3 separate regions of the Homo sapiens genome follow, and all the other regions are linked to region 2. A link is a contact called in ENCODE Hi-C or POLR2A ChIA-PET data. All regions are on one chromosome and are shown on one strand. The core of a region is the stretch at or near the end of the contact, and the rest is flanking DNA. Distances in the headings are between cores, read along the strand shown. Region 1 overlaps LOC100506446 (a long non-coding RNA gene). Region 2 holds the start of SOS2 (SOS Ras/Rho guanine nucleotide exchange factor 2). Region 3 overlaps NIN (ninein).

The links. Hi-C counts contacts between places; a loop is a spot of excess contacts on that map. ChIA-PET counts read pairs that join two places held with the same protein, here RNA polymerase II (POLR2A). Pooled maps may share reads with other maps.
Region 1: a loop to region 2 is called in a pooled map, with 4 times the contacts of the local background. The contact joins the enhancer-like site here to the promoter of SOS2 in region 2. A Hi-C loop is called at or near these places in 2 of 50 pooled maps. POLR2A ChIA-PET finds 5 or more read pairs at or near these places in 4 of 52 experiments (BJ, T-cell, WTC11 and 1 more).
Region 3: a loop to region 2 is called in a pooled map, with 5 times the contacts of the local background. The contact joins the enhancer-like site here to the promoter of SOS2 in region 2. A Hi-C loop is called at or near these places in 9 of 50 pooled maps. POLR2A ChIA-PET finds 5 or more read pairs at or near these places in 4 of 52 experiments (T-cell, WTC11 and activated naive CD4-positive, alpha-beta T cell).

The regions. Positions count from the first base shown.
Region 1 is chr14:49,929,280-49,931,979 of GRCh38, reverse strand. The region is part of intron 4 of LOC100506446 (a long non-coding RNA gene); the gene reads left to right. Among named protein-coding and RNA genes, the nearest start is that of MIR6076, 36 kb to the left of the region's middle. RefSeq lists enhancers at 1-66, 1,650-1,699. Within about 2 kb of position 1,391, at least 3 of the 41 ENCODE cell types and tissues checked have a DNase peak (open chromatin) inside an H3K27ac peak, as active enhancers do.
Region 2 is chr14:50,230,289-50,232,988 of GRCh38, reverse strand. It overlaps SOS2 (SOS Ras/Rho guanine nucleotide exchange factor 2), which reads left to right and starts at 1,411. Exons shown (of 23, transcript NM_006939.4): 1 at 1,411-1,792. The coding sequence starts at 1,706. RefSeq lists an enhancer at 500-589 and a silencer at 740-1,819.
Region 3 is chr14:50,725,152-50,727,851 of GRCh38, reverse strand. NIN (ninein) reads left to right here. Exons shown (of 31, transcript NM_020921.4): 30 at 1,786-1,899. Among named protein-coding and RNA genes, the nearest start is that of SAV1, 58 kb to the right of the region's middle. Within about 2 kb of position 1,396, at least 4 of the 41 ENCODE cell types and tissues checked have a DNase peak (open chromatin) inside an H3K27ac peak, as active enhancers do.

The sequences.
Region 1 (2,700 bases), core at 142-2,641, 300 kb after region 2:
AAAATAAGTGTAAGGGGTACCAAAAGCAAAGGCTTGTGAGGAAAGGCACAACAGGAGGCCGAGAGTGGGCCCCAGAAGAGCTCAGTAAGAGCTTAATAGCTCACCCAGTGAGATGTGTATACTGAAGTTAAAAAAAAAAAAAGTAATAGCCCCATTTGTGCAACAATGGGAAGAAGGCAGTGTTATGGATTTGTGACCCCCCACCCAGAAGATATGTGAAAGTCCTAACCCCTGGTACCTGTGAATGTGACCATATTTGGAAATAGGGTCTCTGTAGATGTAATCCTTAGGGTGAGGTTATACTAGATTAGGATGGGTCCTAATACAACGACTGGTGTCCTTATAAGAAGAGGAAAATGGCAGGGTTCAGTGGCTCACACCTGCAATCCCAGCACTTTGGGAGGCCAAGGCAGGCGGATCATTTGAGGTCAGGAGTTCAAGACCAGCCTGGCCAACATTGTGAAACCCCATCTCTACTAAAAATACAAAAAAATTAGCCTGGCATGGTGGTGCACACCTGTAATCCCAGCTACTTGGGAGGCGGAGGCTGGAGAATCACTTGAACCCAGGAGGTGGAGGTTGCAGTGAGCCGAGATTGTGCCACTGCACTCCAGCCTGGGTGACAGAGTAAGACCCTGTCTCCAAAAAAAAAAAAAGAGGAAAATGTAGACACGGACATAGAAAGGAGACCAGCATTCAAAGACGGAGACAGAGATTGTAGTGATGCGTCTACAAACCAAGGAATGCCAGGGCTACCACCAGCAGCGAGGAGAGAGGCATGGAGCACACTCTCCTTCAGAGCCTCAAGAAGGACCAACCCTCAGACCCCTTGATTTCACACTTCTAGCCTTCAGAACTGTGAGAAAATAAATTCCTGATGTTTTAAGCCACTGAGTTTGTTGTATTTTGTTACGGCAGTTCCAACTGACTAACACAGGTGGGTAGGCTGGTAGCACCAGTTTCTCTGGACCCATTTTGATTTTGAGTAGCAGAGAAATTGGGACTAAATTAGAACTCCACACACAAGTCATATTCACAGGAAGCCACATGTTCATGAGAAGTGAGAAGAGATCCCACTGTGCACAGCTGTGCAGCTGCCTGTCTTCATTGCCTGCGAAGAAGAAAAGGCTAAAGTATCTCATATGCAAAACCCTGGATCAAAAGAAAAATTCCCACTGATACAGAAGATGTCCCTGACCCCTTCACAACACAAATCTCCTGTAAATAGTTGAGCTAAGAAAATTCACTTCATTCAAAGATGAACAGTCAAAAAAGAACCAAAAAAGATTTAAGGAAGAAAATGAAAAAGAGGCTGAGCGCTGTGGCTCATGCCTGTAATCCCAGCACTTTGGGAGGCCAAGGCGGGCAGATCACTTGAGGTCAGGAGTTTGAGTGGTTGACCAGTCTGGTCAACATGGTGAAACCTTGTCTCTACTAAAAAAACAAAAATTAGGCCGGGTGCAGTGGCTCGCGCCTGTAATCCCAGCACATTGAGAGGCCAAGGTGGGCAGATCACCTGAGGTCAGGAGTTCAAGACCAGCCTGACCAACATGGCGAAACCCTGTCTCTACTAAAAATACAAAAAGTAGCTGGGCACGGTGGTGCGTGCCAGTAATCCCAGCTGCTTGGGAGGCTGAGGCAGGAGAATCACTTGAACCTGGGAGGTGGAGATTGCAGTGAGCTGAGATGGTGCCACTGCACTCCAGCCTGGGTGACAGAGCGAGACTCTGCTTCAAAAAAAAAAAAAGGAAATGAAAAAGAAACAGAAAAACAAATGCTGATGAATAATCACCATGAAAACATTACCTCAGGCCAGGCTCAGTGGCTCACGCCTGTAATCCCAGCACTTTGGGAGGGTGAGGAAGGGGGATCACCTGAGGTTAGGAGTTCGAGACCAGCCTGAGCAACATGATGAAACCCTGTCTCTACTAAAAATAGAAAAATTAGCGGGTGTGGTGGCACACCCAGCTACTTGGGAGGCTAAGGCACGAGAATCACTTGAGCCCAGGAGGCAGAGGTTGCAGTAACCCGAGATCATGCCACAACACACCAGCCTGGGTGACAGAATGAGACTGCGTCTCAAAAAAAAAAAAAAGAAAAAAGAAAAGAAAACATTACCTCAGAGCAGATTAAAATTTTGAACATTTTGCTGCAAATTTTTTTTTTTTTTTTGAGATGGAGTCTCGCTCATGTTCCCCAGGCTGAAGTGCAATGGCACAATCTCAGCTCACTGCAACCTCTGCCTCTCAGGTCCAAGCAATTCTCCTGCCTCAGCCTCCCAAGTAGCTGGGATTACAGGCATGTGCCACAGCTAATTTTTGTATTTTTAGTAGCAACGGGGTTTCATCATGTTGGTCAGGCTGGTCTCGAACTCCTGACCTCAGGTGATCCGCCCTCCTCAGCCTCCCAAAGTGCTGGGATTACAGGCGTGAGCCACCACACCCGGTCTCTTGCTGTAAATTTTTTAAAAAATGTAATGAAGCAATTGTTTCCACAAAACAATCATAAAACAGAAGTAATATCTTGAAGAAGAGAAGGTGAGATGACCAAAGGAGGTAAAACGTAAGCTGCCGGAGTTCAGGAAATAAGTGAATGAAAAAGAAAAAATAAAATCATTACACAATGTGTATGCAAACCAAATCATCGTGTTGTACACTTTGAATATATACAGTATTTATTTGTCAATTAAATCTTTTAAAA
Region 2 (2,700 bases), core at 162-2,661:
TTTATTAGAGGATGTTCTTGATTTAGTGGATACTTTAGTGGATTAGAAAAATAATCTTATTTTCCAACTCTGCCATTCTGATTTTGCCCAAATGAAAAAGTGGTGCATGTTTTGGGGAGAATAATTGCTCAGCTACTGATGCCGGAACTGAATTGTAGTACTGACTTATTTTTTGTACCCTGTTCGTCTTTTCCCTTTCTCACTGCTGGTGGCTAGGGACAGGGAGTAAAATATCTTCTTTACAACCTGTTAAAAGTAATGTGCTCAGCCTCTTTAGTGGGATGAAATTTGTGGTAATGAGTTACCAGAGCCTATGCCTCTTTGGATTGAAAAGCTTGTCAGGATCTTTTCTGGGTTGCTAATGAGTGTTTCCTAGACGCCGATCCAGGTTTTGTAGGACCTGAAGCCTACACAATTTGGATGACACGATTAAGAAAACAATTCGAAAATATCTTGAAAGTTTTGTAAAAACGATATGATTTTGTGAACGCACAGGGGCCCGTGCAAGTGAAGGACCTTTCAATTCAAGCTTGATCAACGTCACTGTCATCTGCCCCTTCTGACCCTACCACCAGGCTAAGGGCTTTCCACGCCTCATCTCTCGGTCCCCACACCATCACCCTAAGAAATAGTTACTGTATCTCCTAACGATATATTATATATAGTACCTACTTTGTGTAAACATACGGTACTCATGAAAACAAGCCACGTAGAGCACAAATACGTTAAATATCCTGTCCAGCCCGAATGCCCCTTTCTCTCCACGTCCCTATGCAGCCTCCCACGACGGTAGTCCTGGGGCTCCAGCGCTACAAGAGTGGCACCGAGTCCGGATTGTCTTAAGCAGGTCGAGAGGAGGGAGCATATGGGTAAAAAGCAGTCAAACTGAAGAGTCTGGAGCGGCCCCCAGCACAGTCTCGGGAAAAGCGGACTCCCCCGGGGCCCCAGGCCCCGCACCCCCGCGCCGGGCTGGCGCCTGTGCCTGCTCCGCGGCGCGCATGCTCCGTGTTAGGCCTCTTGGGCTATTCGGGATAATGAGCGCCGGGCCGAGGGGGCGGGCCGAGCCTCGGCTGCTGGGACTCAGGGCTCAGCGGCGACCCCAAGGCACTCTGCGCTGCTGCTAAAGGGGCAGCAACGGCGGCCAGCGCTGTGCGCGCCATAGCGAGGCTCGCTCGCCCGACGCGCACTCCGGGTCGGTCCCCAGAGCTCTGTGGAGGTGACTCGAGTGGGCAGGGCCGGGCGGCGCTGTCGGCTGGGAGGGCGGGGAGGAGGCGATGAGGAGACGAGCAGCCGCCGCCGCCGCCGCCGCTGCTCACCGCCCGCCGCGGCCGTAGCGGGAGTCGGGGCGGGGCTGGGCCAGCTGTACCCCTGACGGGCCGCGAACCCAGACAAAGGAGGAGGAGCCGCCCCAGAAGCGGGCCAGCGCCGCCGGGAAAGGAGGTCGCCGCCCGGGGTCGCCCGGGCTTGCGGGTCGCCGCGCTTCCTCTGCGGGCGCTGCGGGAGGCGAGGGCCGCCTCGGCGGAGGAAGCCGACCCCGGGGTCTCCGCCAGCCCGCCGGCGCCGCCTCCGAGCCGCCTCGGCCGTAGCCTCGGCCCGGGCGGGAGGCGGCGGCCGCCGGCGAGGCGAGGCGGCCCGCGCCCTGCCTGTCAGGCCACCGGCCCGGCCCGCGGGCTGCCCCCGATGCGGAGGCGCTGTCGCCGGGGCCATGCAGCAGGCGCCGCAGCCTTACGAGTTCTTCAGCGAGGAGAACAGTCCGAAATGGCGGGGACTGTTGGTCTCGGCCCTGCGGAAGGTCAGTGCTAGGGGCGGGGCGGCCGGCGGGTGGCCCGTGGCCCCCCGAGCTTCTAACGGGGAGCAGGTCGTCCCTCCCACAGGGCTCGAGTCCCCGGGGCCGAGCCGTTTCTCGTTGGCTGGCAATGGGGGGCTCACAATTGCCTGTTGCATTCTGAAGGACGTTTCTCAAGTTTTTTTTTTTTGCCTGGTCCCGGAAGGAAGGTTTTGTTATGATCATAAAACTGGATTTCATGTTGCAGTCATTTCGTCAGGCAACTTCCGCCGTTGACCAATTTGTTGTCCTCAGGCTGGAATCGGGCAAGAGAAAGTCCCGCTGGTATTTAGACAGTTTCTAAAACAAAAGCACATTTTCAGGCCGGGTAATTACTTTTAATTAAGTTCTTTGGGAGTGTTCCCCCTAGGCGGTTTGCTTGTCAAGGGTATCCACTTATGAGGCAATGGTTTTTTGTAATATGGATGTTTCACATGTGTGAAATGTCAGTGAGTCATAATATTCTTATTCATTTTACAGTTCTCAAGGTAAATTTAAAGCGCCTTCCCACTTCCTGCAAACGGTGTCTTACCTGTTTACAAGAGATTACCCTTAGAAAATTTGGTCAGTGTCTTCAGTGTCTTCACGACCAAATTGCGATTTAGGACTTGAAATCATTTTAAGGAACAAGAAAGGGGCAACTCCTGCAAATCAGTCTTTCATGTTTGGGTGCATTGCTAGGGTGCATCTTTCCTGTAGATGGTGGCGGTCTTCCTCTGTGAATTTAGGTAGTAACCATACGATCATTTTTATAATAAATCCTTCTGTAAGATCAAGACATTTAAAGACTGTGAATAGGTGCGTGATCAGCTGTCATGCCTGTTGAGCAGGGGCTTTCTTTCTTTGCCGTTAATGCAGACTTAGTCTCTTCTGCC
Region 3 (2,700 bases), core at 147-2,646, 490 kb before region 2:
TTTTAAAAATTGTTTGCATTGTAGATGTGTGAATTTAGACTCCCCCTAAAAACTCATCCTGACATGAGGGTGAAGTGTACTACTTGCCTTCTTTCTCTAGGCCTTGCTACCGGAGCAGCGAGCAGTGCACGCAGATTCCTACAGAAGGATTGGGCACCTGTGAAAACTGGGCTGCTATTGATGGCATTTCTTACCATGGCAGACAGATGCACACACCCACCCATGCACACACACCACACACAGAGACATAAGCTAAGATATGTTGGAATTAAGTGCTCTTTTAAATTATTTTATTATTTTTACTGTTAAACCTTTGCAGTATTATGTCTCTTATTTATTTATGTAGAAATGACAGATCTTGTGAATCAAATTCACAAACATCAGCTTGTTACAAATCATTTTATTTATACCCTTTAAAGAGTGTGGATTTAAGATTCTTGAAAGGATGTAGTCTATATATTTTCTCATTCCATATGTTGTAACTATTTTTAACCAAAGGTACTACTTTTATATATGGAATTTGAAGAAAACCAGGGGTATTTATACTGTTTTGTATAAGATGTACAAATCTTTTTGACAGGAAATTTTTGATGAAACAATAAAATAAATTTTAAGTATATGACTGCCTTTGTTTTTCCTGTTTTTCCACTCTTTTGCCAACTCTATGTTCTTTGAATTATCTTTTTTTTTGTTTTGCTTTGTTGGGCAAATAGACATCATTTTGTATTTATGTTTGAACTTTAAAAAGCTATTATTTTTTTTTAAATATAGGCCTTTTTAAAAGCTAGATGTCCTCCAGGCCCAATTTTTTGTAACTTACTTCCTGCATTAGACCTTTGCCTATTACAATTTTTATCCTCCGGATAGTTACTACATGATTTAGGGTTTCTTTTATGATTAAGTGTTACTACTTAGTATCTAAACAGATGGTAGCCTTTGACTCATGTTTAGTCATTCTGCATGTCTTTTAAAGTATATCTTAACTACCATCAGCTGTTAATACCTTTATGAAATCTGAAATTCCTTATGGGGACATTTTGGTGGACTGCAGAGGGATGGGGGTTGCATTCTAATAAGTCAATTGCATTCTAATCTCTCTAGGTCTCTCTCCTCTCCAAAACTCACTTACTCCTTAACCCATCACCGTTGTGTGAGAACAGGAGATTTTTCATTTTCAATCTGCTCTGATAGTAAACCCATCCTCCAATCCAGATGTGTGCTTCACATTTACAAGTGGGAAACAGATGACTAGAAAAATTGGCAGGAAGAGGCTATTATGAAGAAAGAAACTTACCACCCTCACAGTCATCAGCCACTTCAAAGGAAAAACAGACATGCATATTGCAAGCTGATTGGTTATGTTAGGAAACCCTGAATATATTCAGTGCTTGTTTTGTTGTTGAGAGGCCCATAACATTGCAGAGACCCAGATCACAGATGGGAGGTTGATAGCGATCTTCCAAGTTACCTTGGATGTCCATTTTACTAGAGGTACTCACAGGTATTAAATTATGGGTTTTCAGAATTTTGCTTTATATCAGGGGGATGATGGTAACACAGGTAAGATTCTTTTGATTTTTCAGTCTGATCCTTTATCTGATAGGGTTACTTTTCTGACATATGCAATCCATGCAGGGCTCAAAACTCTCATTTCATGAGAAATCCATCCTTCCTGTTACAAAGGCAAAACATTTGCTGTCCTTTCTCTAGGCATCTTGTGGGGAAAATAAACCAGTGTTTTCAGTGTGACATGATTTTCGAATAATATACTTTTCTTCCCTTCAGGGAAACCAGGAACAACTGGTAACTGTCATGGAGGAACGAATGATAGAAGTTGAACAGAAACTGAAACTAGTGAAAAGGCTTCTTCAAGAGAAAGTGAATCAGCTCAAAGAACAAGTGAGCCTACCCGGTCATCTCTGTTCACCCACCTCACATTCCAGCTTTAACTCCAGTTTTACATCCCTTTATTGCCATTAACTCGTTAACTTATGTTGTCTAATAAAGGCAAATTCTATTATAAATGTCTGTAAGAACTTAGGATTTGCTATCCCTCATATCACCCCAAAAAATACGAACTCTGTATTTTTTCCAAAGCTCTGTTTAAGGCATGTTTGTCCACAATTTAAAAGTGTAAATCTTTGCTAACATGATTTACATGGACCTAAGATTTTAAAGATCAAAAAAAATCTATTGATTCACATAGACCTAAAGCATGTCCATTCACATGCTTTAGGTCCCTGTGAATCAACAGATTTTTCTCTGCCCAAGACAGGAAATATTCCTATTTAAATTGAAAAATGATATTGGTTAAAAAAATAGGGGGATAATAAATGGAACTTTAGCTTTCCTGTTCCCAACAGCTTATGAAAACCTCAACAAGTATCTTATTGCTACAGCTAGACTCCAAAAAGATGTACTTTGAGTTAGAATCTAGACCCCAGATTCCAGGACCACTTAAACAGCCTGCTCCTTTTCACCTGCTGGTGGCAGATGTGGCCTTGGTGTTTAGAAATTAGTTGCGCATCCACTGAAGAGACAAGCAGAAAGTACTACCCTCTGGGAGAGTGTTATAGCCTCTCTGGAAACTGAGATGAACATGTGGGGTGGGGGGCAGAAAATGCCCAACCTAGTTCTTTAGATACTTAAAAGCTAAGAATAACAACCCCAAGAGAGGGTCTGAATTCAGCTGTAGACAGC